Linked DNA regions of Homo sapiens: region 2 is linked to region 1. Evidence: chromatin loops called from intact Hi-C (ENCODE). Cell type or tissue: IMR-90. All regions are shown on one strand.

The links. A loop is a pair of places that touch in the nucleus more often than their neighbours do. Peaks named below come from ENCODE experiments on the same cell type or tissue, not always from the same donor. Only the 100,000 strongest peaks of a DNase experiment are listed, where the experiment ranks them.
Region 2: a loop joins it to region 1, with 4 times the contacts of the local background. A loop is called at or near these places in 4 of 110 quality-filtered maps.

The regions. Positions count from the first base shown.
Region 1 is chr3:61,563,606-61,566,105 of GRCh38, forward strand. The region is part of intron 1 of PTPRG (protein tyrosine phosphatase receptor type G); the gene reads left to right. Among named protein-coding and RNA genes, the nearest start is that of PTPRG, 3.3 kb to the left of the region's middle. In IMR-90, a CTCF peak has its summit at 1,124; a DNase peak (open chromatin) is centred at 1,146; H3K4me3 peaks cover 1,464 bases; H3K27ac peaks cover 845 bases.
Region 2 is chr3:61,875,715-61,878,214 of GRCh38, forward strand. All of the region lies in intron 2 of PTPRG (protein tyrosine phosphatase receptor type G), which reads left to right. Among named protein-coding and RNA genes, the nearest start is that of PTPRG, 320 kb to the left of the region's middle. In IMR-90, no CTCF peak of the experiment used is centred here; a DNase peak (open chromatin) is centred at 1,277; H3K27ac peaks cover 741 bases.

The sequences.
Region 1 (2,500 bases):
CCCTCTCATCCATCAACTCCTGCATACCCGGAGGTGGAGGTTATCTGAATCAAGAAAAAGAGGAATGTGCCCCGAGGTCTCCGCTCTGCCTGGTTACAGACGCCTGTCCTCGGGCGGCTGGAGCGCCCGTTTTTGGTGCAGCGGGTCCCTTAGTCCCGTCGTGCGACCCGGAGCAGGGCGCGCGGGAGCCCTCGTCGCCCTTGGGGATCCCCTCGGGGGACTGGCAGCGAATGCCCCCTTTGCAGAATCGGGGATGGCCTCGAGGGGCAGAAAGGGAAAACACCGTCTGGTATTCTGCACCCCCTTTTCTCTCTGCGCATCCTCCTGCCCGCGGAGCGGCACGGAGCTCCAGCCCAGAAACGCAGCTCGGAGGCCGAGCTAGGACGTGCGTCCACACTCACCCTGGGGTTTGCCCACTGGAGTCCTGCCTCTACGGTAGGACACTGGGGCCTGGGGTTTGCCCACTGGAGTCCTGCCTCTACGGCCTCTACGGTAGTGTAGGCCATGGGGACATCTCCCCTTAGAAACAGCTGCCTTCATTCACTAAAAGATCACTGCTCAGTATTTGGGTTAATCATCTCTCCTTTCTAGTCTCCCCTGCTTTACCACGGACTTGACGACTGAGCGGGCTCAGGTGCACACAGGGGTTGAGCTTTGTGAGGGCCACTCTTTAATGGGTGCAGTGGGAGGTCGTGGAGGGCTGCCTTGCAAATTAGAGGAATTTCCAATTCCACTTCTGTCCTTCTTGCGCTCGGGGATGCAGTCAGTGGGCTGACCGTGGTTTTCTTTTCCCTGGTGTGTGAGGAAGCTTGAGATCCAAAATGGGACTGCCAGGGAACCAGCCTTCGTGGGGCTTGGACCATTTTCGTCTTCTCATTTTCTTTTCGCGCCCACGCTGCGAGGTAAATAGCCCCTTTCCTGGTCCGGGAGCCGAGGGGTGTGGGAAAGGGAAAGGACAGTGGTGGGAGGCGCAGGGAAGAGGGCGGTTTGGTTTGGAAAAGTGCAGCCCGAGAGGGAGCAGCAGGCTTTGGAGCAAGGTAAAGTTAAAATATCAGAGCTCTGGGAGACGCTGGCTTTTCGTTTTCCGAGGTTGCCGCGACGCCGCTGGACCTCAGGGGGCGCCCCCGAGCCACTGGTGGGGCTCCTGCCACCTCCACACTGGTCGGCCTCGGCCACCTCCACGCCTCAGGGATGGGGCGCGCGTGCCCGGGTTCCCAGGCTCTGGGGCTGCAGACGCGCCTTGGCGCGAGGCGGCGGCCTCGGCCTGGCGATGCTGCTCCTGGCTTTCTCGAAACCCGCTGGGGGCTGGAGTTAGCCTTGGGACCCCTACTTCTTGCCTGCTATGACCTCGAAAGCGCTTATCTGTTTGACATGAGGGATAAAAATGCTTCTGTTTTGGAGTAGGGTCGTCCTTGTGAGGTCTTAGCCAAAATCCCTTTTTATTTAGTATTTTTGTGTTTCCTCTCAGAATCATAACTCAGCATAACTCTTCAGTTGCATTTGAGTTCTCAGCTCCTGTTCAGGATATGGGTTAGCTGTAGTTTGGGCAGGGTTTTGGAAACACAGCCCTGGCATGAGCTTTTTCCCAGTGGATTGGAAACAGTGGATTTTAGTCTTTGAACAGCAGTGTGGCAGGTTTGGGATCCATTCAGGGTTAATAATGCTTCAAGTGATGCTTTCCAAGTGCAAAGCTAAGAGTGTTACCAAACATGATATTAGGCATATTACATTGCTATATACATCTTTATAAAGCACTGTAGAAACGTTTACAAAAATAGCAAAATATAATGGATCCCCCACCCAACTTCAACACTCACAACTCAATCTTCTCTCATCTCTTCCTCCCCAACACCTTATTATTTTAAAGCAAATCCTACACATAGTTCATTCAAACTCTGATACATATCTCCAATCACTGGGAATTTAATTGCCTCTGACACAGTATAAAATATGTTACTTCAGAGTGTTAACCTTTTATCTAGTTTACATTCTCAAGCTCAGCAGATTTTTTTTTTAATTGATTTTTGTCTTTCGGCCCTCAGAGTGAAACTCTGGTTTTGATATGTTTTGTATTGTAATTACATTATATCTAGGATGCTGCCATTGGAAACAGTTCAGATGGATAAGCTCAGCTGTGTACCTTGGATGTGTCAGAATTGGAGGCTCCATGATTAATGTCGGGTGAATCATGAATCTCCCTCTAAGCTGTCTCTTATTTTATTTGCATGTGCGGGCTTTAGTTCTGATGGGCATCCGTTATGGCCTTAGGAAAAGGCAAAAGTAATATTTGGAAATCAGCAATCTTTCTCTTTACAGGGTGTGAGATTGTACAGGTTTTTTTTCCCTCTCCCTCATGTATCATGTTTGAAAATGAAGAATCTTTACCCAGTCTCTAAACTGGGTTCCTTTGACACAGTTATGGAATAAAATCTTTGATGTTTCCTTCTAAACAGTGTTCACATTTGAGGGTTGATGGACTTAAAACACTAATAAAGATAGG
Region 2 (2,500 bases), 310 kb after region 1:
TTCTGTTCCTTTTAAGAGTGCCATCATTTCTCGCAGAGATGTAACTGGAGAACAAAGCTTGCAGAGGCAGTTGGATATATATTCTTTTTACTCCCACCTTCTGCCTGGAATGAAGATGAGGTATAGGCTGCACTCCGTTTCATTTTTGACCCACTTTGATAAGAATCCAAGGTGAGGGACCCAACTGGGCCTCACTGGTTTCCCACTGGGGAAACCTTATAACTGAAATCTAGTCTCTACTTTTGAAAATCTTAGTCATGATTGACTAAAGGCAGTCTTTCTTTAAATAAATAAATAAATAAAAGCACATTACAAATAAAGCCTTCAAGATTTGAGCATTTGGTAGCCCAATATCAGTCAGTGAAAGAAGTGTTTACAATTAAAAGTAGTAATTAGAAGGGACATGACATGATTTCTGTAGTATTCTTGACAAAAATGCATAACTGTACTCCAGTCCTGGGATGACATCATACACCTTCAGATTGAGGGATATTCTACAGTAAGTGATCTGTACTCCTTTGTCAAGATCATGAGAGACAGGAGACTGAAGAACTTTTTATAGATTGGGGAGGGCTAAGGAGAAATAACAGCTAAATGTAATGTGGGATCCTGGATAAGATGCTGGAATTGAAAAAGGACATTAAGGGAAAATCTAGTACAATTCAAATAAGATTTTTCATTCAGTTGATGAGTTAATTCTGTCACGCTCGTGTCAATTTCCTGGTTTTGATCATTGTACTGTGGCTGTGGGCCACAGTCAACATTTGGGGAAGCTGGGTCAGGGATATATTCTTTGTACTGTTTTAGCAGCAACTTCTCTATAAATCTAAACTTCTCTCAATACAAACTTATTTTTTTAAAAAGTAATAATTAGTATGCATAACAAAACTAGGTTAAACAATTTCTTTTCCGGGCTGGGCGTGGTGGCTCACATCTGTAATCCCAGCACTTTGGGAGGCCGAGGCGGGCGGATCCCCTGAAGTCGGGAGTTTGAGACCAGCCTGGCCAACATGGTGAAACCCTGTCTCTAATACAAAAAGGTATAAGCCCTTCTATTAATATAACTAGCTTCCTCCTCCTTCCCCACTACCACTTAATAGTAATTCATGTTTTTTTCCCAATATATATACTTCTGCCTAATATCATTTATCTGCCTAAAATATTACATTTTTAGAATTTGTCATAATGTATTTACTTAACTTAAGTAGTCTGTAACAGAGTGAGGTCATAAAGTGTTGAACATTCTCGTTCTTGTGGTTCTCCCTTTATTCCTTTTTTTTTTGACATTAAGAAATACCGCCTGTAATTCAGGCTTACATTTTTGTGTCAGGAGGATTTGAGGTCTTTGCCTTGTGCAATCTTTGCATTCCTTTTTAATTCTTTTGTTTCTAAAGTGTAGCACTCCAGACATTAAATATCTGGGTCTAAATATAAGAATATTTTGCATTTTAATTTGCAGGGAAGAAAAATTATATTTTAAAGTCCACAGTTTCTGGCTTTTATTTACATATTTTGGACTACTTTGGTTATGCAGGGAGCACAGAAACATGCCTTAGCATTTGGATATTTATTATTTTCTAAGTATTAAGAACGTGGATGTTCTGCAGCATTGGAGAGATGTTTGAGAATGCTGGCCTGGCCTGGCCCTCAGAAGTTAATTTAGGGTTTTTAACTCTGGTGCAAATGCTTAGGTTACCGGCAGGGGGTTAATAAGTAAACCACAGAGAAGCCACAAAGGTGCCTACATGTGGTTGTTGTGTAGTTTATCATTAGACCAGAAAGCGGGGGAAACAGCTGACCAACCAATTCACAGAAATTTATCATAATTGAGTGGTTAATGCAAGCATACTAAACAGATTAAATCTCAATAGTTTTTGTGTATACCCTGGTAGAAAAAGTAGTAACTGCTTACTTGCACATCGGAAACATGCTCATGGGATGTTAACGTGTTTGCATGCAGAAGCTTATGATGCAATGAGACTGAAATAATGAAAATGATGACAGTAAAAAGGAGAAAATGTAAAATGCATGCTAGTTGGTAAAAGAAAAAAGTCTTCTCTTTGCTTCCAAGGTATTTAAACTCTGAACAAACTGTGTGTGTTGTGGAATATATTGGGTTAGCGACCTTTCAGAATTAGGAAGAAGAAGTTGTATTTTTGAATATAGAAGGCCAGCATAATTACTCAGAGTACAGTAAATGTCCCTATCATTCTTTGAGTTTAATCTTAACATAATTAGCTCCTCGCACAATAGAGTGTTTAATTTGAAATGCTGCCAAGGCTCATTAAGTGAGAGAAGTACTTCCTGAGATCTCTGTTGTTAAATTTGGGATTTTTTGTATGAGATAATTTTCTCAAGAAGTGTTAGGGTATCAGAATTGTTGTTCATATTCTGACATTTATCACCCAAACTCACTGAAACACTTAACATTTTCTGTTTTATTGATGGAGCCTTTTATTAATATTGGGGAATTTGCTATGTCACATGGAAAGAAATTAAT